Regions from separate parts of the Mus musculus genome. Here all the other regions are linked to region 1. The links are chromatin loops, found by intact Hi-C in ENCODE. Cell type or tissue: heart. All regions are shown on one strand. Region 1 overlaps Axin2 (axin 2). Region 2 overlaps Gm36876 (a long non-coding RNA gene). Region 3 overlaps Cep112 (centrosomal protein 112). Region 4 holds the start of Gna13 (guanine nucleotide binding protein, alpha 13). Region 5 overlaps Gm36876 (a long non-coding RNA gene). Region 6 holds the start of Cep112 (centrosomal protein 112). Region 7 has its middle 34 kb from the start of E030025P04Rik.

What was found. Hi-C counts contacts between places; a loop is a spot of excess contacts. Peaks named below come from ENCODE experiments on the same cell type or tissue, not always from the same donor. Only the 100,000 strongest peaks of a DNase experiment are listed, where the experiment ranks them.
Region 2: a loop joins it to region 1, with 2.1 times the contacts of the local background. A loop is called at or near these places in 6 of 42 quality-filtered maps.
Region 3: it touches region 1 in a loop (2.7-fold over the local background); 3 of 42 quality-filtered maps call a loop at or near these places.
Region 4: a loop joins it to region 1, with 3.0 times the contacts of the local background. A loop is called at or near these places in 2 of 42 quality-filtered maps.
Region 5: a loop joins it to region 1, with 7 times the contacts of the local background. A loop is called at or near these places in 25 of 42 quality-filtered maps.
Region 6: it touches region 1 in a loop (2.4-fold over the local background); 2 of 42 quality-filtered maps call a loop at or near these places.
Region 7: a loop joins it to region 1, with 9 times the contacts of the local background. A loop is called at or near these places in 18 of 42 quality-filtered maps.

The regions. Positions count from the first base shown.
Region 1 is chr11:108,923,131-108,927,130 of GRCm38, reverse strand. Axin2 (axin 2) reads right to left here. Exons shown (of 11, transcript NM_015732.4): 2 at 3,029-3,979. The coding sequence starts at 3,843. Among named protein-coding and RNA genes, the nearest start is that of Axin2, 4.8 kb to the right of the region's middle. In heart, a CTCF peak has its summit at 1,730 (motif pointing left); a DNase peak (open chromatin) is centred at 1,740; H3K4me3 peaks cover 3,367 bases; H3K27ac peaks cover 2,229 bases; H3K27me3 peaks cover 1,207 bases.
Region 2 is chr11:108,995,982-108,999,981 of GRCm38, reverse strand. All of the region lies in intron 3 of Gm36876 (a long non-coding RNA gene), which reads right to left. Among named protein-coding and RNA genes, the nearest start is that of Gm36876, 17 kb to the right of the region's middle. In heart, no CTCF peak of the experiment used is centred here; a DNase peak (open chromatin) is centred at 1,981.
Region 3 is chr11:108,750,829-108,754,828 of GRCm38, reverse strand. It overlaps Cep112 (centrosomal protein 112), which reads right to left. Exons shown (of 27, transcript NM_001373899.1): 22 at 2,189-2,251. Among named protein-coding and RNA genes, the nearest start is that of Cep112it, 65 kb to the left of the region's middle. In heart, a CTCF peak has its summit at 2,370; a DNase peak (open chromatin) is centred at 2,328; H3K27ac peaks cover 259 bases.
Region 4 is chr11:109,359,712-109,363,711 of GRCm38, reverse strand. Gna13 (guanine nucleotide binding protein, alpha 13) reads right to left here and starts at 918. Exons shown (of 4, transcript NM_010303.3): 1 at 456-918. The coding sequence starts at 738. It overlaps Gm11696 (predicted gene 11696), which reads left to right and starts at 58. Exons shown (of 2, transcript NR_038097.1): 1 at 58-606. In heart, a CTCF peak has its summit at 1,899; DNase peaks (open chromatin) are centred at 171, 511, 971, 1,751 and 1 weaker place; H3K4me3 peaks cover 2,139 bases; H3K27ac peaks cover 1,982 bases.
Region 5 is chr11:109,028,262-109,032,261 of GRCm38, reverse strand. The region is part of intron 3 of Gm36876 (a long non-coding RNA gene); the gene reads right to left. Among named protein-coding and RNA genes, the nearest start is that of Gm24149, 37 kb to the left of the region's middle. In heart, a CTCF peak has its summit at 1,606 (motif pointing right); no DNase peak of the experiment used is centred here; H3K27me3 peaks cover 350 bases.
Region 6 is chr11:108,423,587-108,427,586 of GRCm38, reverse strand. It overlaps Cep112 (centrosomal protein 112), which reads right to left and starts at 2,321. Exons shown (of 27, transcript NM_001373899.1): 1 at 2,236-2,321. In heart, no CTCF peak of the experiment used is centred here; a DNase peak (open chromatin) is centred at 2,486; H3K4me3 peaks cover 2,202 bases; H3K27ac peaks cover 1,308 bases; H3K27me3 peaks cover 213 bases.
Region 7 is chr11:109,176,758-109,180,757 of GRCm38, reverse strand. No RefSeq gene overlaps it. Among named protein-coding and RNA genes, the nearest start is that of E030025P04Rik, 34 kb to the right of the region's middle. In heart, a CTCF peak has its summit at 1,719 (motif pointing right); no DNase peak of the experiment used is centred here; H3K4me3 peaks cover 191 bases; H3K27me3 peaks cover 1,081 bases.

The DNA of each region.
Region 1 (4,000 bases):
TCAGAGAACAGGAAGGCCTTGTGGCCGGCACAGGACAGTCTGCTGGGCCCCTGGGATTTTAAGCCAGGCCAGAGCAGAAGGCCCAAGGGGAGGTAGATGAACCCTGCCCAGGGCCAGGGCAGAAGGGGCAGAAAGGGACGCACACAGGGAGCTCTCTGAATGCTCATCTCTGTATCCTCCCCCTCTTAAAATAAGTGTGGGCCTAGCGCCTTAGCTCACAGCCCTGGCTCCACACAGCTCTAACACACCTCAACGCTGGCAGGGGAAGGGGTGTTGTTTGTGTGAGGGGTTAGGACACACGCTCCCACCAGCAGGTCACTTATGCCCTTAGCTATTTATAGAGACCATCAAGGGCCTGGGCAACCCACTCAACCAGGCACAAACCAGAGCCCTTCCCTCCAAGGGTAATTTCTGCTCTTCCGTCCAAACTATTTATATTAAACCCGACACCAAATCGGTAAGGGTACAAACAAGTCGTTAAAATCTTAGGCTCCTTTGAGTGCCCACATAAACACAGGGCTTGGAAGGCTGGCCGGTGCCTTGGGCACCCAGTGGCCAAGATGACAGTGTGCAGCTGAGGTAGACTGGCCCCTCAGCAGGTTCAAGCTGCTTCCTTCATTCACTTCACTGGGTAGCCTCCTCAACTTGGCTCCAGCGGGATGAGTGAGCTGTGAGCAGATGGGGGTGGGGGAGACTCAACTCTAAGAGGGGGGGGGGCTGGTCCCTGTGTTCCAATAATGCTGAAAGGCAGACTTTTAAAAGTTCAAAAAATAGAGAAAGTAGGGGAGGGGGGATCTAAAATATTATAATGAGGAATGGGCTAAAACCTTCAGAGTTGCCATTTAAAACAGCCATGTGCTAACCTTGCTGCCCTTTTTGGAGACCCAATTATTATTGTTAATTATACTAATTATAACACTTAACATCTTTTCAAAATGTTTCCCTTTACAAAAGCCTTTCATGTTTATGACTCTGATCCTAAGAACAACCTTAGGACACGGACAGGAGGGGACGGTGCCCACCCACCTCACAGATGGGACCATGAAAGTGAGAAAGTTTTCTACCCAAGCAATGCTATGGCGAGGCTGGAACTGGCCTTTCAGAGACACTGTACTAGGAGGAGAGCTTGCGTGTTAGAAAGAAGTAAGGGCCACCTGGGCGTGTCCAGGTAAATATGTCATTCCAGCGTTAACAGTAGGAGAACACGTGCTTGACCCAGTGTGGAAGCTAACGGGGTCACTCAAGAGCTGTCCTCCATTCATTCATCAATGGTCTCCACAGTTCCCAGCGCCTTGCCTGGAGAGCACTTTCTTACTGCTGACCCTGGGAAACCGCACTGTGTGCTATTTACAACGGTGACACTCTGGGCCTGACACTGAAAGCACAGAAGACCCTCTGTCAGAAGACTGCTGGGGAAGCAGCCTTACCACAGGCCTTAAGGAGTCTCATCACTGGCTGCCAGGCTGCGGGGGCAGGAAGCCAACGGCCAAGTTTACCTACAAGTCTTGCAATGGAGAGGGACAAGGGATGCAGGTGCCCGTGTGCACCCAGCTACAGCAGCCCCAACAGCCTCAAGCAAACAGCCTAGCTCTGCAAGCCAAGAGCCACTAGCCACTCCCCCCTCCTGTGATCCTACACTTGCCTTCAGAAAGTCAAGCCAGTTCCATTTAGGTGTAGACCAGATGTCTGAAAATTGGTTAAGTTCACTCCCAAAGCTGCAAGAGCGCCCTCTGGTGACTGGAGAGCAAGCCCTTCCCCTACTTGCCAGCAGCAGTCAAAACTGGAGATCTCATGCCTACATCATGCAGGACCTGATGGTGGAAACCCAAGAGGCTCCAGATCAGCAGTCAGGAGCGTACCCCCTCCAGCTGCTGCAGGACACTGGAGGCCACGCCCCGCAAAGCCAGCGAGATCTCCAGAGACCCTGTGCAGATCATATCCTGAGTCCCTGACACGGAGAAATGCACAGGGACAGAAGAATAAAGCCATGCAGATAGCAATCCAGTGTGACCGACCCCCCCTCCCCCCCCCACACACACCTCCCGTCCTGCATGTCACAGGCAACAGACTAAAATTATAATAGGTGCATCCTCTTCTGGGATCGCCAGAAGCAAAGGGCAGGGAAATGCATTCTAACAGGTCTGAAGTTGCCTGCAAGGACCAAGTATCTTGAGACTTAGTCAATCTATAATGGGCTGTTTGTTTTAGAATCTTTGAAAAGAGAAAGTGGTCTGGACGGCCAGGTTCCCCCTCCCCTACACACACACACTTCTCTATCAGCACTAAGCAACAAACCATCAACTGATGTCTGACCCTGGGGGCTCAAATGCATTTGAAAGCTGGATTAATAGCCCAGCAGACTCCAAAGTGTGGGCTCCTTCATAGGAGAAAGTCTCAGGGCCTTCCCCAAGTTAGTCAGAAGGCTTCCTTCCTTCCTGGGAAATACCGAATTCTACAAAGGGAACTGCAAAACTCAGTTGCAGTCGCTAGCAGTTCCACTCATATCCCCCCCCACGCCCCCTCCCCCAGTGCACACCATAACCCAGCTGCCCCTCCCCCCAAGCCAGAGTCATTCTACTTTGATGATTAGCAGTGGAATGACCTCTTCCCAAACTGGCGCTTAGTAGGTCTAGTGACTCAGAGGCATCAAAAGCTGCTGTATTCATATCCTCTCTTCCTCTTTTCCTCTCTCCCCACAGCCCAGGATAATAAGTAACCATATTAATAAACACTGCTTGCCACCGTTTGAAGTTAGCACTGGAAGGCTGCAGGTACTCAGCTATGTCTGCATTGCAACTCCCCCCCCACCCCCCCCCCACACACAAACAACAAAACATGAGATCAAAGGGTTCCTAGCCAGAAGCCCTAGCTCTCAATCAACCCTTTTCAGCCTCCCCCAGCCTAGCCAGCCACCACCTACCCACCCTTACAGAAGACATCTGCAAAGCTAGCTCATCTTCCAGGCCCTGTCCCCGATGCTCACCCCCATTCCCATTCCCACCCCAGCCCAGCCCAGTCCAAGCCTCACCTGAATCCGTTTTCAGCTGTTTCCGTGGATCTCACACTCGCGGTGGCCCGAAGAGTTTTGCTGGACAAGCCAACCACGGTGGGTGAGAGTTTGCACTTGAGGTCGGCACACGTCCACTCCTCTTCTTCATTCAAGGTGGGGAGGTAGCCACATAAGACCTTTAGGCTCCCCAGTCCCCCGTTACTCATGTAAGCTGTGTTTTCCCCCCCACTCCTCACATATTCCAGGTAAATGTCAGAAGTCAAGAACACCTGGTAGGCATTTTCCTCCATCACTGCCTGGATCTCGGTCTGTGCCTGGTCAAACATGACCGAGCCGATCTGTTGCTTCTTGATGCCATCTCGTATGTAGGTCTTGGTGGCGGGCTTCAGCTGCTTGGAGACAACGCTGTTGTTCTCAATGTACCTCTTATAGATTGCTTTGGCCACTCGCAAAGTTTTGGTATCCTTCAGGTTCATCTGCCTGAACCCATTACAAGCAAACCAGAAGTCCAGCGTATCCACACATTTCTCCCTCTCCAGGAAAGTCCGGAAGAGGTATGCACCATCCTGGTCACCCAACAAGGAGTGTAAAGACTTGGTCCACCTGGTCAAAGGGGAATCGGGGGAGGCCCGCCCCTCGGGCTCCCCCAGTCCATCTTCATTCCGCCTAGCATTAGAGGAAACGGGCATAGGTTTGGTGGACTGGACCTTGCCCACACTAGGCTGACACGGTGGGGTCTCCCCTTCTTCTCCCGGAACCGGGGGCCGCGGAGCATCCTCGCGGAAGCTGCTGCTGGGATCTGGAAGGAGAGTCACTAACACGGCGCTACTCATGGTGAGGGAGAGCGTCTCACTGAGTTTGGATTTTGTTTTGCTTTTTTTCCCTCCTCCTCCTTTTTCTTCTTCCAGTTCCTCTCAGCAATCGGCTTGGTCTCTCTTAAGTCAGCAGGGGCTCATGTGAGCCTCCTCTCTGGAAAGAAAAGGAGGGGGG
Region 2 (4,000 bases), 73 kb before region 1:
TCATTTATGGTTTGTATAACCCCTTGGAATATGATCTAGGTTTTAGAAGTCTGTTAAGCAATTAAGCAGTTCTGTTATAAAAGGGGCTTGAATGCCTTTGACTCTGTCGCCATTCTGAAATGATGATGACCCCAGCATGCTATTTGTTTCTGCAGAATAAATGCTCTTTGTTTTTGCATACTATCTGAGTCTGGGGTCTTCCTTCAGCAAATTTTGGACATTTACATTTGGTGCATTGGCTGAAAACACTGGGATCCCCCTTGACTCAATAGCAGAGCTTTTTTTTTTTTTTTTTTTTTTTTTTTTGAGAGCATTTGACTCCACTGATCAGTGAGTTGGGGCACACCTCTGTGTGCTGTGTGTGTCTTGTCTTTGTCGTGTTCTGAGTAGTCTTTTAGTCTGAGTAGTGTTCAGTATGGAGTGATTTCTTTTGTCTGCACAACCTGGAGGCCAATGGAGATAGGGCAAACACACTGTAAACTCCCTCCTGGCTGGGGGGCTCAGAAAACACTCCACAGCCCCCTCCAGTTGGCGATAGCTTCATTCTGACATTCTGACCCAGGTCTTAGTTAAAGCTAACGGGTTCTTCCCAGCCAGTGGAGTCCACCCCAGGGATAGGCCACCATCTCTGGACTCCTGTTAGTTGGAGTCAGAGAACACCAATTTGACACAGGCTTCTGGTAGGACCCTTTTGATTGGCAGAGCCCATTTTGGGGGTAGGTTGCCATCAGCTTTCTTTTCTGGACCCTTGTAGGCTTGTTTTCATGTTTCTGTGCTTGTGTTTTATTTGTTCTTTTTATTCTTTTCTTGAGAACTACCATATAGCAGACCACCAGCTCCACCCCCACTGGACCTAGTCCAGTCACACATTGAAGACTTCAAACACCTACGAGGAACTTGGGCTTAACTGTATGGTCGGGAGACTGACTGTTTTTTGCAGGAAGAGTAGCCAGCTTTCAATGTGGGGCAGCCAGAAGAAGGCACTTTCTACCTCTCTACTATCTACTTGGTTAAAGGTATTGTGTATGGAAACCCTGGGCACTCTGACCAGGTCCATACATCACTGTCTCACACGCAGCATCTGGTGAAGAGCCCTTCCTCTTGGCTGAAACCTTTCCTACTTCCAACCCTGGTGGTTTTGCAGGTCAAGGAGATGGAATCGCCAAATAATCATAAGCCAGCAGTCCTAACCCCCATTGGCTCTGGAGGAAAACTCCTTCCTGCCCCATTATCACCCTATCCCGGTGCACGCCCAACCCTTACACCTTAATCCTTGAGGACCTGGACTCAGGTAAGATTGACCTGTTTCCTGTTTATGTGTCCTCCTTATTACAATAAGGGCCTCAAACTTTCTTCCTACTTCCCCCCGTGCAGATAATATATCTCTAAGCTAGTGGTGGTATGAAGACTCCACATGGGCCCTTTGTTTCACCTTAATGCATGTTATACCAATGGTGCACACGTGTAAAAACTGACTTGTGATGACCAGGAGGTATGCCATGTTGATGCAATAATGCGCTTAAATGGATGCCACGGAAAATACATCTCTTAGCTTAGGCTGGTCTCAGAAATGACGCCAACTTAAATGATATTCACTGGGTGGGGGAGAGGAAGCATCATGATGGAAAACAAAGGTGGAGAAATGGTCACTGGTCATGTAAACCATTATTCACTGCTCAATTGGTCAGTTTGGGTCTTGTTGTTGTGTGATACTTGAACTAACTGGTGGTGGGAGAGGGAAGACAATCACATGTGCCCACACACTGTAGGTAGAGATAACCATGAAGCTTGGGTGACAAAACCGATGCCTGGAAAAGGAAACAAAACACTCTAGCCCTGTACAGACTTGTTGGTGATTCGCCACTAGAGTCAGGAGGTCATGAACAAGATGCTCCAGCCAGCCCCCTAGTGCACTGGGACTTGGCTTTTGTAGCTGCAGCATGCTCTGACCTAGTAAGATAAGCAGCCACAGATGGAGCAACTCAAATACCAAGACAGCTTGGCTCAGCACCCACTGGGAGAAGACTTGATCTCCACACATCAGCCTCAACTCTGGACTCTCGCCTGGCAGAAGAACTGAGAATCTGGGGCTGCTCTGCTCACTGTTCCCAGTGCCAAGGCACTGAGGTAGCCAGTGACCAGAAACATCTCAGTTTAAAGTAGAGGAGGAGTCCAGAACCAAGATGGTAGCCCTCACCTCCATCCCCACCCCCATACTCTGATTTTTTTTCTCAGTCCTGTCCGGTTTCCTGGGGTCATGCATCTGTCCTGGTGCTTGGAACACAGGAAAGGGGGGATGGATAAAAGTTGCATTGAACTTGATGACTTTGAATAAAACCTGGTAACAGCCACCACTGGGCATTAGTTTACTCCCTTTGTAAGGGAAACCAAGGCTTTCATCTTCCTGAGAAACAGAGCTTCCAGCCACTGAAAGACATTTCCGTCACAAAAACCATACAAAACCATGGCATCTTCGTGAGCCTATTAGGGCTACCATAACAAAATACCACAGGCTGAGCGACTTAAATAGCACAAAAGTTTTGTACCAGTTCTAGAGGGTAGATAGCCAACCTTGGTTGGATTTCTACAGAAGCTCTGAGAGAGAGAGAGAGAAAGAGAGAGAGAGAGAGAGAGAGAGAGAGAGAGAGAGAGAGAGAGAGAGAGAGAGAGAGAGAGATCTAGCTGCTGGGTCTTCCACATAACTCCTTAATTTTGTCAGCATTCCACTGGTCTCTGACTTCCCAGTAATATGGTGTACTCTTTGCATATCTGTCATCCTCACACAGCCAGCCATGTTGGACTCATTGTCCAATAGCATCTCGACTCAATTACATCTGCAATTACTCTATTTCCAAGCAAAGACATGGTCACAGCTTCACAGCTTCTTAGTCACAGCCTCCTTAAGTGTGGTCATGATCAAGGTTGGCCCATGGCACCTGTGTGTAAGCAGCATGTAGGAATGGCACTGGTGTGCCAGCTCTGCCTTTCTTTCATTTCTCTTCTGCCATCTTGGAGACAATGGACACGATGGCTGGAGCTACAGCTGCCATCTTAGACCAAAAGGCAACTCTGAAAGTCATGCATAAGAAACTAAAAGGAGCCTGGTCCTCGGGGCTCTCTAGCTCACAATCCCCACCCTAATGCTAGGCCTCCTTCCACTGGACATTCATGGAAAGGAGGAATAAGTAGCATCTTAGTTAAGATGCCATCGCTGTGGAGCTGTGTTACTGAACTGAATCCAAACGAATATAAATGGGTCCCTTTCCTATCTTATAATAAGTGATTGATCACTACAGTGTTCCTGGGTGAGATTCGGTGTTGCTGAGACACTAAGAGAGACCCATCTTCATTGGCAGCCATGTCTAGACTTTTCCCTGTCTTTGGGGTTGAAAGTTTTGCTGAAGAACCACAGAGGCTGGCATTATTCCTTCAGACCCATGTCCCTGTGTAAGTAGCAAGCAGCCTGTGACTCCAGATAAAGAGCCTGATGCCCTCCTGTGAGCATGACAGAATATATTCCTAAAGCCTTTCATGTAGTTCATGTAGCTTGTTTCCCTCTAGATTGATGAAGGTGGGTGACAAAGAGGAGGAGGAAAATAGAAAAAAGCAGAACCATTCCCAGAATCACATCAACTCCTCTGCTAGCCTCACCAAAGGAACACAGTTCCTCTGGGGACATGTGCGACATGTGCACAGCCACACAGACTCAGTCACCTGCTGGCCAGGGGACCCTGCTCCCACTTTTCACTGGTATTTCTCAGCTATAGAGGTCAACTTTAAGAAAATGTTGTCTGAGTTTCACAGCCAGAGCCCACCCTAAACTTATATTTAACTTCTCCAAACCCTGTATCTACCTTACTATTGTAGAAAACTATGAACCCCCAGGGCCACACATAAGCTGTTCTGAGTTGTGTCTACAAGACTCCCACAGTATGAGAAACACAAGGTGGTAGGAAAAGAATATGCTTCGTGGCTTTAAGGAGATTGAGATGCCACTCCA
Region 3 (4,000 bases), 170 kb after region 1:
TAAATACTCACTGTCTCAGAGATGGGTACAGACGAGTGCTGTTATCAGAGTAAGGCTATCTTCCATTTGACATTCCTTTAGTATGTGTGTTTCTGGCATCAATTGATCTTTAGTTTATGAAATGATTACCGTGCCTGATAGTTACTGGTTTTTTTCCCACGGCCTTTCCCTTAATGTCTTGAAGAAAAATAGCATGCTTGCACATTTCCAAATTTTGTAGAGAAATTTCATCAGTCTTTAAGCACCTCAAAGCATGGTGTCTGATGAAAAAATTCCAACTTTCCTCTAGATCTCTTCCTTGGTTTTCTTCTTCCTTTTCCTACTGAAATATTCACACACCTAAGGTTGCTAACAGTTATTAAATGTTTTAGTACATACAAGGCACTATGTGCTTTGGCTATTAATTTTACTTACTAGTTAACAGTGTCTTAAGAAGTAGGTAATAATCTTTCCTTGACTAATGAGGAAACTAGATTCCAGTGGTGGCAGGTAAACTCCCTGAAGGACACACAGGTGGCACCACTGTCTGGTATGCCAACCCAGCCTGTGGACTCCTGGGCTTTTCTACACGCTAGCATTTAATTTGCTCTAATGTCACCTGACCAGTCTTCTGCACACACTCTGTAGCTCAGCCTAAGTTTACACTCTGTTCACACTCTTGTGAGTTAAGCACTTGTATTAGCCAGCTTCCATCTTACTGTCTCTATCTTCCATTTCAAATAAAGCAAAAGAAGCACGATGCCAAATTGCAATTTTTCATGTTTCTGTTTCAACGTTAACTTGGGAGTGCTCAGATCTCTTTCAGCTGGTTATAAGCATCATCTTGGCAGACTGACAAGGGCATTTCTTCCTAAGGGCTGGAATAATGGCAACCATGCCATAATCATCTTTCACATGAACACATATGACTATTCAATTAGAGACTTCTGGGTTTCTTAATGGTTTGTGAATTATATAACACGCTCATTTTAGAAACAATTACAGAATTAACATTTCCTGATAACCATATTCAAAGTTTTGCTGTATTGGGAAGGTGAAGCACTGGGGCAGGCTGGTATGTCAAAGGTCAAGCTTGCCACTTTGAAGTCAGATCCAGGCTGAGTCCTGGCTTAGTCACTTGCTAACTCCTATGAGCTCATCTCTCTGATCTCTGTTTTCTACCCTCTACTGCTGAGCTACATCCTTAGCCAGCTCTTAACTCTCCGTTTTCTCAACTGGAAAACGGAGCCAATACGGAAGACTGAATAAAGTCACTAGGTTTTTGCCCAGGAATGTTGGGTATTGCCATCTGTTCTGTTGCTCCTTTTATGAGGCATTCATAAAATGTTACATGAATTTCACTTTATACACCATTGTACACAGGCAACGACACTAAAGCCAAACTTAAAATCACTAGACAGGAAAACTGTAAAACTAAATGGTTTAGTTATTCATTTACCAAATGAAGGTAACCACTGGTTACATCTAGGAGAACTCACGGTACTCCAGAGGTTTGATGCTCCCTAACTGAAGCTATTGGAAAATGGACCAACTCGTGCAGCAAAAGTACTGCCAGCATCACCCCTCAAGCAGAGGTGGCGTTTTAACTGTTAGTCTTCCTTGTAGGAAAACAGCCAGAGTTAACCAGCCAGCGATGGATGCAGGGATTCTTTTCCTTCCTCCAGAAGAAGCCAGCAGTTGAGCTTATAATTTAACCTAGAATTGTATGTCATTTTAAATTAGTTAACAAGCTAGCTCATGGGTGCAACAAGTTAGAATATTGAAAAAAAAAAAGGGAAAAACAGATGTTATCAACCTGCTTACATCACAAATGTAGGTGTGTATCTCCTGCCCTTGTGAAATGTGTTTCGGCCTGGGCTTGCTCAGTGTGCTAGCTAGTTTTACAACATCTTTGTGTGTGTGTGTGTGTGTGTGTGTGTGTGTGTGTGTGTGAGAACATTAAGGTGTGTGTGTGTAGTATGTTGGTTCAAATGGTTCAATATGTACAATTATTCCTAATTTAATAAGACCGAAGTATTAAAAACATATTTTATTTATCTACCCATAAAAATAGCATACTAATCCATGAAAAACTGACAAGAATTCGATTTAACTCTGAAGTACAAAGGCTTTGTTGTGTTTGTCGGTTTCCCTTTTGCGTTTGCTTTTGGATTGATTGTTTTCTTTTGTGTCTTTGGCTCATGCTTACCTGAGAAGATTTGGCAAGCTTCTGAGTGTATTCCTTCTCGATCTGCTTCAGCCTGCTGTTGGCCTGCAAAACACACGTACACGAACACACACACAGTGACCTGTGAGCTTGGTATCTCTTCCACATGCCTATCACCAGGCAGCTGGGATGCCTGCCAGCTGCACCGCCCTTCTGGGCAGCCAGAAAACCACAGGGCTCGTCTTTGATCTGACGCCAACTATTCATCACTGAAGAAGCAAGCAAGAAAAAAAGATCTCTCCTGCCAATTATTAGACAAACATAAGACTTCTGTGGATAGAAAGAAAAAGGGAGAAGGAGAGACAGAAATAGACACAGCAAGTGTGGCGGCTCAAAGGTAAAGGAAGGGAGAATGAAGAGCAGGAAGGGAAAGGGAGACAAATGGGACAGGGAACTGGCAGAGGAGGAAGGGAAGGAAGGGGGTGAATTGAATGCTCTTCACCTTAGCTGAAAAGGAAAATAAGTGCGCTCAGACAAAGACAGGCGTGAAAAGTTCAGACCACTAAGCAGAGTTGAGCCCCTACTTGGCTGAACACACAAGAGCAATCTTTTGAAGTGACAAATATATCTAAATCAAAGTTTTCTCTCCTGGAACTAGGGTAGCCTTCCCAGAATAAGTCCACACTGCTTAGAACGTGATTGTCCTCCTGCCACTCAAGCCTTGGTCTCTTAGATGTGACCCTCTTCCTGCTCTCTGGGAGTGCTTGAGATCTTCAACCTTTCCTTGGTGCTCAGATAGGCGAGAGTGACCCACCCTATCCAGGGCCCCTTCCCTGTCAAGCACACAGACCTTCATTTCTTGGAAATGGTTTCAGCATGTCTGCTCATCTATCCAGCTTCTCTGTTTTGTCATCTCTTCACTGTTTCTATTTTCCATATCTTTGTCTTGATTTCTCTTAGAGTTTCCTCACCTTTTACTTTAAGACATTCTATGGGATTAGAAACAACTGTCAAAGTAGCTGGAATTTCTATCGGTTCTTTCTTTTCTTTGAAGCAGCATCATTATGAACTCCCACTTTATAAGTGAGGAAACTGAGGCACAAAGTGTTTTGGCAACCTGCCTATCACCATATAGTACAGAAAATGATGGAGCTGAGACTTAACATCTGCCCCAAACACACACACACACACACACACACACACACACACACACACACACACACACCAAACTCAGTAGCTATTTTAACATTCATCCCAAACTCTAAGTCACAGTCCATGCCCTTTTTTCTTTTCTCTTCTCCTCTTTCTTTCCCTTTTCCCTTCCCTCTTCCCTTCCCTTCCCTTCCCCTTCCCTCCCATCTTCCTTCCTTCCTTCCTTCCTTCCTTCCTTCCTTCCTTCCTTCTTTCTTTTCTAGTGCTGTGGCTCAAACTCAGAGGTTCTAAATGGGACATCTATGTCACATGCCTTCTCCTAAGGTCCAGGGATCATTCAGGAGGAAGGTGCAGAAAGACTGTAAAAGCCAGAAGAGGTGGATGACTGTATTAAAATTGTTTTCTGGCCACAATTGGCAGTCAAACATGAACTCACAGTGCCTTGTCAGCAAGCCCAAGATCTGCACAAGATCATTCGAGACAAAATCCTAGCAGGCAGTGGGGGAGGTATCGGGAAGCCCCACCCTTAGCTGAGGAACTGTTGGCAATTGATGGCGAAGAGGGGGAAGAATCCGTTTTCTTTGGGGAATAATACTCTTGAATGTGTATACATGCTCCAGTAATGACCCCAAACCCCTGCATATATTGGCAGCACTAAGAGAATATAAGAAATTGGGAGGGAACCGTGGTAGGAGACACAGG
Region 4 (4,000 bases), 440 kb before region 1:
GGCCTAGGAAGCCCAAAGCTGGAAGGGTAACATACCCGGTTACTAGGGTCACCCACCAGGGACGGGCAGAAAGGAAAGAAGGATAGGAAGGGATAGGGAGTGTAGGACCTGGGGCTACTGATGGGTGGTCTTGCCCGGAGTGCAGGGAGGACACAAGTTGCCCCGCTGCCCCGAGTCACCCTACTCGCCGCACTTCCCTCTTGGAGGGGGCGAGGCCAGCCGCGGAGTGCTGGGCCGACCGTGACCCTCACCGGGGTAGCACGGGGGGGACAGCGGGGCGTCCCGGATCGAAGGGACCAGGGCAACAGGGCGCACAGAACGGTGCCCAAGGCGCGCCCACCCGCTCGCCCGTCCGATCTGATCCCGTTCGGTCTCCTCCGACTGGGGACCCGGCGGATGAGGGCGGTGCCCGGCCCGGCTCCCCAGGGGTCCCCGAGCCCCGCCGCGCCCCGCACCTTTGATCACGTTGCTGTAGATGGTGGGGCGGAACTCCTCGCGCGCGCGCTGGTCGAAGTCCTGGCCGTGGATGATCCGCATCTGCTTCAGGAAGGTGGACTTGCCGCTCTCGCCCGCGCCCAGCAGCAGGATCTTCACCAGCCGCTTCACGTAGGTCTTCTCCCGCGACAGGCATTTGTCGATCTCCTTGGACTTGCGCTGCTGCTCGGCCTCGCCGTTCGTCAGCACGCAGCCCGGGAAGCACACGGACAGCACGGAGCGCGACGGCAGGAAGTCCGCCATCTTGCCGCCGCCGCCGCCTCGGCGGGCCCCTGCGGCTCCTCCACCTCCTCCTCCGGCAGCGGGCGGCTCCGGCAAGGCGGCTGGAGGGCGGGGAGCGCAGCGGCGGCCCGAGCGCGCCCGGGGAGGGAGGGAACCCGAGGACTGACTCGCCAGGGCGGGCCGCGCCGGCCGGGGGAGGGTGGGAGGGAGGGAGGGAGGGAGGGAGGGCGGGCCCGGGGAGGGGCGGCGGCCCTCTGGGCGTGCGCGTGCCCGCTGCCTTTCGGGTACGCGCACGCAGGCACGCCGAGCGGAGGAGGGAGCGGCAGCGGCGGGAGTCACGCGCTCCTGTGCAGCCGGGAGCGCGCTCGGAGAGCGGCGGAGCCCGGGTCACGTGGGCCAGGCTGGGCGCGCGCGCCTGCGGATCCAGAGTTTCTGTTTCCCTTTAGTGCCACCGCTTCCCGGAGCCCCGAGGCGAGTAAGCAAAGCCCATCCTGACCCCTTTCCGCTGGGGCATCTTTCTCACTACAGATCCCACTGCCCTTTCCCATAGTTACTCGCCCGCCGCTTGCTGTCACCTTCACGCGACCTATTTTGAGACCATTGGCTGGGACATCCCCGCACCCGACCAGTGCAAGCCTTCCTTCGTTACAGTTTGCCTTGTTTTGTTTTGTTTTGTTTTAACTCTTGAGACAAGATCCCTGCGGCCCAAGTTGGCTTAAATTTGTGACAATCGTCTTGCTTCAGCCTCCCTGTCCGTTTCTGGTATTACCGGCAGGCAAGAGCTTTCCTTCAAGATCGTGCGTTTAATTAGCAGCGACCCTTCCCCGCCCCCTTGTCATCCTAACCATCCCGAATCTGGAAGGATAAGTAGATGTCAGATGTCGTTATTGATCAACACCTCACCCTAGCAGCTCAGGGCACTATTGATAACCTGCCCTGGTTTGAGGGGAAGTTGGAGTTGATGTTCTCGTGAGATGTGCCAGGAAGGTCGCTGGCGGCTGGCTCACTCATTAGATTCCCATCCGAGCTGCACTTGTGACTTGGGTAATGCCTTCTGAGGTCAGTGAATGGTGGAGAGGGTGAGGTCATGTTGAAAATCCCCCTAAACCGGACACTCTGATGCACGTTCTTCCCAAGGAAGCAGATAAGCGCTCAGCCTAGGACTGCAGCAGGCACATTTTGGGTTTCCTGCCGGATTACAGAGGATATGACAGACAAGAAACTTTTTTTTTTCTGTCATACCAGCAGATCAGGCCAGAACACCTGAAAAAGAGACTCCTGGGGAACACGTGACTAGTGACAGCTGAATGACTGTAGCAAGGACCTCAGAAGCCAACTTCTTCATTCTTGTCAGTTTCAAAGTTGATGCCTGTCTGGTTTTGCTCCTGGGACCTGACTCGTGTGCAACTTGGGAACTTCCTGTGTGTTAGGGAGTTGGGGTAAAGAGGTCAACACCGTGACATGCACAAGTTTAAAATTTTAAAAACCAGCACTATAAGTCAGTCCATCAGTTACTGTCCATTTGGGCCAATGACTGGGTAGCTCACGACTCACTCACTACACTGGCTGCAGTAAACAATACATGTAGTAGAATTGTCTCCTGTTACATCCACTGAGACCGCGAGCGGACCTGAGCCCACAGAGTAGGCTGTGTGCAAAGTAGGCTGAGCTCGCATCCAGCATCTGTGGATTGCTAAAGTCAGGACTGATTTGTGACCAAAGTCTGTCATAGATGGTTGATCTCTGTATATACCTTGATCACTGTTAGGGATACCCTGTTCTAGGGCCGTGAAAAGGCCAGCTTCTACCCAGGACAGGTAGACACCAAGGCCCTGAATTACCTCCATGTTCTAGTCCGAATTCATTAGCAGAAACAGAGGAGGGAAATGCGTACGTTAGATTAAGCATCTTCGTTTTCCTGAGGTGTACACAACAGAGTGGAAAAGCAAGGATGCCTAGGAGGCAGGAAGGGATTCCTGCCTGGCCAGTTCTTGTCGGGACATGTAACACAGCAGGGAGGCTGTTCAAAGTCCTGAGTGGAACCTCGCCTTGGAACAAATTTGGCTCGGGTTGAGCCTGGCTGCCCTAATCAGGGTTTCTGAAAAGAAACGTTTAAAGCCCGGGCTGGGGTTTGGCTGCTTTGTGTAACTGGTGATCAAGACACTTTGTAAATCATAAGCATAAAAGTGAGTCCGTTTAGTGGTTCTTCAAAAGCTAAACATAGAACTACCACGTGACCAGGCAGGTCCACTCCGAGGTGTGTACCCTCAGAAAACCCAGCACGCTGCTCAGGCAAAAACGTGGACACCCATGGTCCTGGCAGCGCTGTTAAGAACAACAACAAAATAAATGAATACCACTTAAGACGACCCAAATGCCCATTGGCAAATGAATGGCTAAACAAAATGTGATTCATCCAAGCAACAGATCGTGCAGTCATAAAAAAGAGTAAAAGTGCCGAAAGAAGGGGCTGAGGAGGTGGCTCCGTGATTTATGTGCCTGCTGTTCAAGCAGGAGGGCTGTAGCCCGGATCTCCCGGAGCCCACAAAAATGCCAGGTGGGCTGGGTGGCTTGGAAGACAGAGACAGGATTCCCAGAGCTGGCTGACTAGCTAGATTACCTCAAGCAGCCAGTTCTGGGTCCAAGTGAGAGATTCTGTCTCAACGGATAATGTGCACTCACAAGTCCACACATGTGCCCCTCCCTACAGGTGCGCACATACGCCACACATACACTGATACATGTTACAAGAATCAGCTTGGAAAATATCACCCTCAGTGTGGGAGGCACTCATGGTATGGTTTGGATTCTGTGAAATGTCCAGACTAAGTAAACCCACAGAAACAGAAAGAAGTAGTTGCCAGGGCTTGAGAAGCAGGGGCGAATGGGGAGTACTTAATGAATTGTTTTGAGTATTTGGAAAACAGATAGTGGCGGTGGTGACAGACCACTGTGACTGTACCAAGTGCTGAGCTGCGTATGTGGAAATGGCCAAACCATATGTAAAGTGGATCTCAGCATGGAAGGAAGAAAAGGTGAATTAAGGAAGAGCTTTGTTACATAAATGATACTTGACATCAGCTGACGCTGGAGTTCTGGAAGTATTGCAGTCTGTAACATTAATGAAAGAAAGGGCCGCTATGTAGCATCTAATGAATGAGAATGCTACAGTGTGCAACCTGTCCCGAATGGCAGCGCCACTGTGTTTAAACTGTGGTGGTGGAAGTGATTTGCAGCAGAAGGGGCTGCCTTCCCTTACACTGTCATGGCACTGGCGATATTT
Region 5 (4,000 bases), 110 kb before region 1:
GTTGGGTGTTTCCCAGCTTGCTGCTGCTGCTGCTGCTGCTGCTGCTGCTTCTCCTGCTCCTGCTCCTGCCCCTGCCCCCGCCCCCGCCCCCGCCCCCCCGCTCCCGCTCCTGCTCCAGCTATCACCCTAAGTCAGCCCTGCTTAACCTGGCAAGCATGTTGCACCAGGGACTGAAATTGTCTTTGTCTGGGGATAACTGTGCTTTATAATGTGTTGAGCAATACTCTTGGTCCCTATTTACCTTAGGACAGTAGCAACCCTTTACCCATGACAATCAAAGATGTCTTCATCATGTGTGTCCAACTTATGGGTCTTATGAAGCTACATGCAGCCTTGCTCAGGTATGAAACTAAGCATAAAACATAGTCATAAATTTTGGTCTTATGATAGCTCTTTCAACTGATTCATGCAGTTCTTAGGAGTGACATTCTGTCGATGACAACATTGCACTGTGATGTCCCCAGGTTGGACACAGGCTAGGGAGATGATGACTCAGTCTAAGAAGAAATCAGCTTGCCAGCTCCAGGAGCAGAATTCTCTGCCCAGAACCCATGCTTCAAAAGCTGGATGTGTTGGCATGAATCTGTAACCCCCACTCTGGGGAGACGGAGACACATGTATTCCTTGAGTCTTTTACTGAGTTGTAGGCCAGTGGAAAACGCTGCTCAGAAGAAAGAAAAGAAGAACAGTGTGTGAGGAACAATATCCAAGGTTGACCTGCACATGGACAAGCACAGATGTGCTCTCTCTCTCTCTCTCTCTCTCTCTCTCTCACACACACACACACACACACACACACACACAGAGAGAGAGAGAGAGAGAGAGAGAGAGAGAGAGAGAGAGAGAGAGAAGGTTTGATGTGCCCACAAGTTAGATGTTATCAAATGTCTCTATAGACAACATTCTCCCCACCTCTGAGGCCTCTCTGATTTGAAGGGCAGAGGAGGCTAAGGAGGAGGAATGTTAATCCAAACTGACACAGCAGCGCCTCCTCACCAACAAGTTGCTATGCATGAGCTTTTGCTATGATTTCTGGGGGAACCCAACATAGGACATCCAAGTTTCTAAGTGGCTTCTCCTCTAGAGAGAAGTCACCAGAAAAGGAGGTGCCATTATGTGCTGGTCACATGGTGTGCCTTAGAGTTCTGTCAACTTGACACCATTGGAAGTCGTCAATTAAGAAAATGCCTCCATCAGACAGTCAGTGAGGCATCTTCCTGATCAGTGCTGATGTGAGAAGGGGTTCTAGCCCTGGGCAGGGGGTCTGAGGTCATACGAGAAAGCCGACTGAGCAGGCCATGGGAATCAAGACAGTAAGCAGACCTCCATGGCCTCTGCTTCAGGCCCTGCCTTGATTTTCTGCTCTCTCTCATTTCCCCTTATGATAAATTATGACTGGGACATGTAAGGGGAAATGAACCCTGTGCTGCCCACGTTTCTTTTGGTCATGGTCTTTATTACAGTGATAAAAAGCTAACTAGAACTCATGACATGCCCAGAATGTCCCTTCTTTTGGGGAGAAAAATTACCTTTTTTTTTTTTTTTTTTTTAATGTATGTGTTTTGCCTGTATGTATGTCTGGGCACCACATGGATGCAGTACTGGAAGGGGCCAGAAGAGGGCATGGGATCACCTGGGACTGATGTGAGTCACCTACCATTTGAAAATCTAACCAAAGTCCAGCAGCCCCATGTCTGTTCTCCTAAAACGTCTCTTGTATCAGTAACTATGCTGACAAACAGACAAAATATCGACAGTTTCTCTCTCTCTCTCTCTCTCTCTCTCTCTCTCTCTCTCTCTCTCTCTCTCTCTCTCTCTCTCTCTCTCTCCAGACTAACCTCCTGGCAAAGAGCCCCCTTAGAACTCAGTTGCACTTGCTCTCACTAACCTCGCAGCCTATCTGGGCCCCAGAAAAACTTCCAAGACATTGCAATGCAGTGGACAACACTGTCATGTGTTGACTCTGTGTATAGAGTCAGCGCAGGTCATTGTCTTATTTTTTGCCTTTCCAGCTACATCAGTTAGCTAGAATGAGGTTCATGAATGATAACAAGTGATAAAAACCTATGAAAGGATTCTGTCACTTTACTGTGATTTGCCCAGCTGACACCGACCAGCGCTGACCAGAACGCTATGTAGTAACAATGACCGGAAACAATTGGACAATCCGTCTGTTTGCAGAGGCAGGATGTGTGTGTTTCAGCCAATACAGGATGTCAGCCAGGCACTGAACATAGCTCTAAGTCAGAAGAGCAACCCGAAAGGGAGGATCTTTAGTCAGGCATGGATCACCTTGCACCTTACTGGGCCCCAGGAAGTAATGCCCTCTCAGGTCTCAGGTCTCTTCAGACACCTCATCTCAGCTTTGATAGTATCTTGTAATTCTTTCATTCTCCGGGAATATCCCTTCCCCTCCTCTTCTTCCCCCTCCTCCTCCTCCTTCCTCCTCCTCCCCCCTTCCTCCTGCTCCTCTTCCTCCTGCTCCTCTTCCTCCTGCTCCTCCTTCTCTTCCTCTTCCCTGTTGCCCATGCCACCTAAGAAAAACCTCAGAATCTCCAGGCTCCTGTCCCTGCTCCTGTTTTGGTAAAAGACAACGGTAGGGAAATCTCTTTGCTCTTCGTTTCTTTTGATCTGTAAGCTACCAATGCTATTTCACAATAAATGAAGAAGAAAATCACCCTTCCTGCTTGTCCCCACTTGCCTCCAGACATCCAAAAGTTGAAGCTTAGGAGCCAGGGAGAAAGCTTAGCCAGATCTGAGTTCAATCTGAGCTCAAAGCCAACACAAAACAGATCTGCGCACTGGGCTTTGGTAGCACACTTGCAATCCGCATGCTGTGCAGGAGAAGACAGTACATCCTGGGGGCTGTCTAGTCTAATTCGTGAACTCTGGGCTGACGGGAGTTGAAGAAATAAGGCAGATGACACCTGAGGTTGTCCTCTGACCTACACGCACCACGTGCATACCTCTACATATGTATGCCCACATACACATGTACATACACACACTCACACAGAACTCAATGTTAACAAAATGGATGCTGTTTCCAGTGTCAAAGAGAGCAAATGCCCTAAGGCCATGGGGCCAGGGTCTTCTGCTTTCTCCTTCTTTCCCCACATTCTCAATGCCTCCCTATTCTTGCACATTTCTTTTGTGAGTAGAGCCACTTCCCCACCACCTGACAGCAGCCTGCTGGCCACAGCTGGTTGGTTTAGGAGTATCCCTCCTCTGAACACTCTGAATTCCTCTGTCAGAAACTACGAACTGTAAGTATCCACTTCCTGGTACAACAACACACATCCTGTTTGTTTGGCGACTACATTTACACTCTGTCTGCCTGTGACCTCTATATCATCTATCTACAGATCCATCTATCATATATAATATATATATATATATATATATCCATTATCCGTTTGCCATCTAATCACCTATTGCCTATGATCTATCATCCACCTATCTATCTATCTATCTATCTATCTATCTATCTATCTATTATCTAATCTATCTACCTATCCACCCATCTACCTACCTACCTATCTACCTACTATTATCTATCTATCTATCTATCTATCTATCTATCTATCTATCTATCTATCTCTCTATCTATCCATCTATCTATCTATCTATCTCCCTATCTATCTGTCTGTCTGTCTATCTATCTATCTATCTATCTACCTATCTATCTATCTATCTATCTATCTCCCTATCTATCTATCTCCCTATCTATCTATCTATCTATCTACCTACCTATCTATCTATCTATCTATCTCCCTATCTATCTATCTATCTATCTATCTATCTATCTGTCTGTCTGTCTATCTATCTACCTATCATCTATCTACCAATCATCTGTCTATCTATCTATCTATCTATCTATCTATCTATCTACCTACTTATCATCTATCTACCTACTTATCATCTATCTATCTATCTATCTATCTATCTATCTATCTAATCTATCTATCTACCTATCCACCCATCTACCTACCTACCTATC
Region 6 (4,000 bases), 500 kb after region 1:
GACAGGAAGAACGGGCTTCTCTAGTAACCAGTAAGAAGCTGGGCCAAGGGGTGGCACGGCAATTCCAGCACCGGAAGGAAGGGCAGAGCCAGGTGGCTCCCTAGAGCTCACTAGCCAGCCAGCTAAGCTTAATCAGGGAGCCCAGGTCCAAGTGACAGACTCTCTTTAAAATAAGTTGGACAGTTCCTGAAAATATCTGAGGTCAAGTTTGACCCCTGGCCTCCAAATCTGTGTGCATGCCAAACCCACGTAAAAACAGAGCCGGAGTGATACATAGTGAAGCTAAAAGTCTGCTTTTCCTTGCCCCTATTCATTCGCCAACAACAAAAAATATATAAATTAACATCTCAATTTTTGAAGGAATTCCTGCTACACAAATTACATTGTGCACATAAATTATGTCTAGCTGTTGAAAAGGTTTTTATACTATTCCTCAGATCTTTGAATTTAAGGTATCAAGATAGAAAAATAAAAGCCTGGCACTGTGGTGTGTGCTGACTCTTGGGAGGCAGAAGCAGGTATGTCTGTGAGTTCATGGCCAGCCTGGTCTACATAATGTGAATTCCAGAACAGCCAGAGCTATGGAGAAAAACCATTTAAAAAAAAACTGTAAAATAAGTAAAGCTCTATTCTGGCTTAGGATTAAATTACTCATAGTATGCCTTTCACTGATACCGACTACAATGTGACTATTGCATATACAAAAGGAATAAAAAGGAATTCCTCAGAAGGAATAAAAGAAGTTGGGTGGCTCTCCTTTTAGTTATATTCTGTATTTATACTGCCTTTTATTTAACTCATTAGTCTCGCCTTTAAAAAAAATCCATTTCTTTGTGGACAGCTATGAAATATGAAATGGGCTAAGACCTTCTTAGGGTTCCTGGCTGCCACAGAAGTCAGCAAACCTCAAGCAAGCCAGCAATAGTAACATCCTTAAAAAGGAGAGACACACTTCATATGCAGAGCATGCCCCTCGCCAAGCGCAATCTATTCCTGAAAGTTGTGTAAATGCTTTTTGTTCCATCAGATTATATGTTGAGTATATTGTGAAGAATAACACAGAAGCCCTGAAACGCCAACAAATCAACAAGGGTTACCCGGGCACATTTGGGGGTTTTGGTTGTTTTGCCTTTTTTGAAGGAAGGGGGGACAGAAGCCTTCCCAGAAGACACTGGGCTGCCAGCTAAGCTTAATCAGGGAGCCCAGGTCCAAGTGAGAGACTCTCTTTAAAACAAGTTGGACAGTTCCTGAAAATATCTGAGGTCAAGACTATGAGTGTCATAACTGTATCCCGGCATGTCATCAAATGCACCTAACTTGACAGGAACAGTTCCCATTGTCCTTTACAGGCCTGAAGCTGGGGCTTAACAGTGTGCAGGACCTGACCCAAATCCAAGAGACAATCCTGGACCTGAATACTGCACAATTATCCTCCTCTCCGCTTTGCTGGGCATTGGAGAGGTGGTCGCTGTGTAATGAGGTTCACTGGCATTTTGATTGCCTTTTCTATCTTACTTTCATGTATCTTTAAATAGGAAATGCAAATCATAAAAATACCAGCATACTGATGGGGGGGGGGGTACTCAGGAGGCAGAGGCAGGTGGATCTCTGTGAATTCCACTCTGTCTCGAAGATGAAACAAAGGTCAGCGGTCCTATTTATTTGCTCTCTGGATCACTACACTCTATGTCCCCACAAAGGGCAAGGACTCCAGGCTGGGTCCCCAAAGGGCAGGGACTCCAGTCTGGGTCCTTGCAAGTTCACTGTTCATCAGGACTTTCTCGGAGTCGGCCTGCAGTCTGATTCTCCTCCTCTGACTGATCTGACAGCACCTAAGAACTGCAGCGGTCCGGTTCCTGGCGGTCACTTCCTCCGCCCGAGTGGGCACCGGGAGCGGCGCCTGTGTGGCCCACCCAGGCCCGGGCCGCTCTCCTACCTGCTCCAGGACACAGACCTCTTCTCACAACCGCAAGCCCCCTACCTCGGGGTTCTGGGTCCCGCCATGCCGCCTGCCCAAACTTTCCTGAGAACTTTTCCCTGGCCGTCGCTCGGCTGCTGACCCCGCCGGCGCGCGCGCCACACAGGCCGCAAGCGCGGGTCCCGGGCCTGCGGGCGACGCCCCTCCCCGGGCCAACCCGCACGCGCGGGGGCTCCATCCCGCGCAAAATTCCACTCAGAACCTGGGAGTAGGAGGCGGGTGGGGATTGTCGATGGGAGAAACAAGAGAGAGAGAACCTGGCGCCCCAACAAGCAAGCCGTCCACTCGGCCGCCGACGCCCAGCCGCCACAGCCAAACGGTTTCAAATCCTTGCGGGCCGTCCAGCAAACCGGGGGCGGGACTAGCAAACTCGCCTGTCCCGCCCCCTCGAGCTGCGGCTGGCATTCAACTCTGTTGCCATGGCGACGCTCCGGGTTAGGTCTGTCACTGCTCCTCAAGTCCGAGGGGGCGGGAATTTCCGCCCTTCGGGCAGTTCGCATGCTAAGGGCGGAGACTTCCCTCCTCACTGTTTCCCCACCCTCCGAGAAATGGCGCCAGCAAGCAGCTCCGTTGCTATGGTAACTGTCTAGTCTACTGCGCAGGCGCCGAGCTCGTGGTTTTAGCCCATCTCCCCAGAACGGTTAGTTTCCAGGCTTAATCTTCTGTGATCCCTGGACTATACAGTGGATGCTGCATCTTCCTGACTTCTTACTCAGTCGCTTGTGAGCACTTTAAAGATTGAGGAGAAAGAACAAGAAAAACTCAAAAGTGATGGAACTACTGGACAGTAATTGGCAGAAAAGCCTGTCGTTTGAACAGACATCACCGTTGAGTAAGTCCGAAGCATGAAAATTTACCCTTGTTAGTTCACACTCCAGAGGTGAATTATTCAAAACAACGAGCAGGATATTTACATTTGTTATTTAGAACCATCATAAGTCTGAAAACACTAACCCTGCAAGATCCTGAACTGAAATTTAAAAGCTTTCTGTTTAACACTCTGTACAGAATAGTACCATCAAGTAGGGGAGAAAATGTATTTTTGCGCTTCCCAGGAAGTCTGGTGGACCTCGGGCGGTCAACTTTGCTGTGTACTGGTGTTCTTTGATCTTTTACGTTTCTGGAAGCTCTGAACTGGATAATTTAAAATACCAACAGAAACAAAATTTAAATTGTAAAAAACACTCCCTTCAATGAAATGCAGTGTGCCGCTGCTTTTCACCTAAGTTCACAATAGAATCCCTCTGCAGAGTCTTTGCGATGCACTCAGTGTGGTGCCAAACCTCAATTGAAGCACAGCTTGAAGCATCTTTTCAAGTTTACATAAGGAAAGTAGAGGAGTCGCTTGTTTGCAATTAGCTGTTTTCAGCTTCCAGAAGAAGACTACGTTCTTTCAAGGTGCACTTTGGAATCCACCTCCCTGGAAGAGACAGCAATTGTTCATTATTTCAGAGGCAATTTGTACTACAGAAGAAAGAATGCTTTCAAGAATATTTGGTTTCCAAAAGCATTATTTGAGCACACTCGCAGCTGAGCGATTGTCCCACAATCCAGATCGTTGGTACTAAGAATCAGATTGTAAAACCCACGTATGCAGAAATGAGACGAGTCAGAGACCACTTGGAAGAGGTGCACTTACTGATCAAAGGATACAGACTTCCAAGTAGAAGAAAGAAATTCAAGAGGACTAAAGTCACCATTCAACGTGGTGACTATGGGCCATAACTATATTGTACATTTTGAAGGATGACTTTAAATCTATATTTATGGACAGAAAACTTAGCAGTGTACAATTAACCTAGTTCAGTGGCAAGTTCTTTTCCAGCTTGAAAATGGGAACCATAGGTCACCCAGTGGTGGCAGATCTCCTTGTACCTGGCTTTGTCATTGGTCCTGATAGCTTCTACCAGCTTATCTTTTGTCTCACGAGTTAATCTGGGTGCAGGCCACAGTGGTGCGTGCCTTGCTGTGGGCCAGCCACCCCAGCTTGGCCTTCTCTTTGATGCTGCTGCACGGAATCCC
Region 7 (4,000 bases), 250 kb before region 1:
TGACAAGAAAGCATAGTCCCTTCTCTCTGGGAGTATAACTGTCATACTCAGTTACATAGGTTGCACACTTCACAACTGCAGGCTGTCCTGTTCTCATTCTCCTCCATCAAATAGTTGCTCTGCACAGGAGCCACAATGTATGGCAATAGCCAGGTCAAGGTTGGGTGGGGCGGCGTGTGGATAATTGCAGGACTGTAATCATTGCGGACACAATCTGGCTTATCTGAGTGGCTCTGGGTGTATCCCTGTGCCATATCACAAAGCACCAGGAAGTCCTGACAGTGGCGCCTGGAAGCCTGCCCTGTCTGAGGCGGGTTCTTGAGGGTGTGTCGGCAGAGGCATCGCCCGGTCCACTCGGCTCTGACCATCCTCTAGCATTACGGGAAGTGTTGAGTTCCCTGGTGATGTGGAAAACTTATCAATCCTCCTTGTGGGGGTGTCTGTCTTACGTGTCTTTCTTCTCTACCCACAGGAGGCCAGTGGCACCTTTCATTTTAAAGTGTGAGCATCCAAACTGTCCCGATTGTCCCCAGGGACTGAAGTTGTTCAGGTAGGAAAGGCAATGTGTGTGGAGGTCAGCATCCTCTACCATGTGGCCAGCAGCCACATGCAGGTCAGATATGGTCCAACCTGAGATGTGTGCTCTGACAACCAAATAGACCCCAGAGTTTGGTCAGCCAGTCTGATGGTAAATGTAACACACCTCATTGACAATTTTAAAGCATTGATTCCATGTTAAAAGAACAGTACTTTGCATCTTCTTGGGTAATTCAAGTATTCTATGACATCCGTTTCATCTATTCCTTTCTATTCTTTAGTGTGTTGGGGTGTATGCAGGCATATGTGCACAGCTGCCCAACGTGGTTGCTGGGAACCAACCTTACGTGGATAGTGGGAACTGAGGTTGGTTCGCCTGAGTTCCTGCGACAGCTGGTTACACAGTCCTCCTGCGTAACTGCCCTAGAGCTGCTCCATCAGTTGTTCAGCCCTGCTCTTCCTTCTGGGGTACCCCAGGCTCAGTGCTCTGATCCCATCCCATTAAACCTCCATCAAAGAAGCATCCATGGCTATCTCATGATGCCCCAAGGAAGCCCAAGAAACCCTCTTTCTGGGACACTATCTCCTTGACTGTCTTGTAGGTTGGTGAGGTGAGTTTCTAGCATGTGGCTATCTCTCTGTCTCTCTCCTCCCCATAGCTCAACGTTGGAACTGTATTTTATTTGAATGACATCAGCTCACCAGAAGAGAGAGAGAGAGAGAGAGAGAGAGAGAGAGAGAGAGAGAGACAGAGAGACAGAGAGACAGAGAGACAGAGAGACAGAGAGACAGAGAGAATGCCCCAGGGATTGTTTTACCCATTCAGAGCACAGCCTACAGCAGGTCAGCCTGCCCTGAGCCATCTTGTTCCTCCGTCTGCGTTCCAGAAAGTCACCCATTGTCCATCTGCCTGTGAATGCTTCTGCCCAGAGCCTTCTGGACGTTTTGGCCACGCTATGATCAACCTCACATAGTGGCTGATGCTTTCTCATCAAAGCTGTCCCTTCCCTTTGATTTTTGTCTTTAGGGCAGGATGACAAAGACAAAGGATAAAGGTCCTCTCTGGTCTTCTTAGTTCAGGCTGAGAATAGAGAAGAATGAAGAGGGAGTTTTATAAAAACTGCTGTGTGCACCAGGTTGAAGAACCTGGGCGGGTTCCCAGGGCTTCTGGGCCCTCTGCTTAGGATAGCCAGTAGGTGGCTCTGCTACACAGTTAGGTGACATGAACCAGAAAGCAGGTCTGGAAAGCTAACTCTTCCTGTAACAGGCTGCCTGGGAGTGTTCTGAGGGTTCCTGGGGCTGCCTTCTTGGGAGAAGGGAGGAGAGACACGTTAGGGTTCAGGGGGAATAGTGAAGATTAGAAACACAAGACAAAGTGTAGGGACAGAGCGACGGACAGGTGTGCACAGAGGGAAGGAGCCAGCAGGCCAAAGAAGCCCCAAGAGAGGGCCAGTTCTGTAGGGAGCATGGTCAAAGGTGGCAGGTTAGGAGGAAATTCACATCCCCAGGAGGGAGGCAGAGTCTGGGTTTGATTCTCTACTCTTATTCTAGCTGTAGGGCTTTGGGCAAATGCCCCAGTCTCTGCTTCCTACCCTGTGAACTGAAGATCTAATGCCATTACAGGGTTGTTGGACCATTTAAATGAGAGTCCAGGAGAGAGAGACCTGCCACAAGATAGACATTAGAACTATTTGGTATGGCACCTTGTTGGACACGCGTTAATCAACACCGGCTAAGCAGTGTGCACTGTGCTATGGCCTACATCCTTCTGGACACTCAGGAACTTTTATTTATCTACAGGGGACCAGGCTATCAGGAGACATTGGCTACAAACCTGCATGGCCTTCACCACTCACCTGTCCAAGCCCCACTAAAGAAGCAACTAGGGGACTCGGAAACCAGATTCTTTCAAATTGGAAAGGCTGTAGAGATGTGGTCACTGAGAACAGGCCTGTTTCAGGGCATCAAGAGGAGCCACCATTTATCACAGGAAGAGTCACTGTGTGGGTGGGGAACACTTTAGAAGAAGGGAGGCCACATCCTGGAAGCTGGGATTTCTTCCTTCCTGAGATGTGTGGACAGGAACATGGTCCACCAGGGGACCGGAGGGCTTCTGGCTTAGGGAAGCTCAGGGGCCTTAGCATCCACACCCTAATGCTGCCACTGGTCATGTAGGGCAAGCGACATTAACCCCTTTAGAGCTTACTGCCTGCCATGGAGTTGTAAGTCATCAGTGAATCAGCCTGGGGAGTGCCGGGTAGAGCATGACATCACCACGAGGCAGAGGAAGTGAAGAGGATTGTTAAGATCTCATCATTCCACACGATTTCATTTTAATTCACCTTCGCTTTCAGGGAGGGTCACGGCAGGTCAAAACCATGAAGGGAACTGAATAAATACACATATGCACACACATACCACCTCCCTCCTGGGCGGAGTTATTGCTCATGGCAAGTCTGGGGTGGGGCTTGTCTCTTGGCTTTAAGTCAAATGTTTCTGAAAATTGTTATAACTCAGGCCAGTGGGATGGCTCATCGTGTGAAGGTAGCTGGTTACTTGAGTCAGATTCCCCAATATCCACGAAAAGATGAAGGAGAGAATCAACTTCATAGAGTTGTCCTATCTATACCATGGCAAGAACACTCTGCCTGCCATGAACACACACACACACACACACACACACCACTACCACCACCACCATCATCATCGTCATCAACAACAACAATAATAAATGAAATACAAATGTAAAAAGTATTATAGCTCTTTAGTCTGATGCTCAGGATATAACCCCAAACTGCATTTCTCTAAACATTTGTCAAAGGAATGGCCATGGATCATAGAAATAGAATTTTATAGATAACTAAATTTGGGAAATGTTGAGATAGAAAAACAACCAGAGGGCTCTTTTTAATTTGTTAATTACTATTATTTTACAGTGGAAACGATCAGAGAAGCTCTGAATAGTCTCTAAGTGTGGTGGCACTCCCAAAGGCCAGTATAGTAAAAACACAAACATTTTAAAAATTACACTGTGTGTGCATGCATGTGTGTGTGTGTGTGTAGCGGGGGGCATGTGCTATGGCACACCTTGAGTGGAAGCCAGAGGAAAACCTATAGGTCCTGGTCCTGTCCTTGTCCTGAACCATGTGGATCCTGGGGACCAAACTCCAGTTGCCAGGCTTGGTGGTTAAGTGTCGTTACTTCAGGAGCCATCTCTTTGCTCTGAGAAGTCTTTCTTTTTATGGTTCTGTTTATTTCGAAGACAGGGTATCACTCTGTAGCTCTCGACAGCCTAGAGCTCCATATATAGACCAGGCTAGCCTCAAACTCACTGAGATCTGCCTGTCTCTGCCTCCCAAGTGCTGGAACTAAAAGCGTGCGTCGCCATGCCCCACCTGAAATGTTATTCTTGTAGGAATCAAGCGCCCCCCTTCTTGTTGTCTCAGATGCTTCCTGGAGCTAA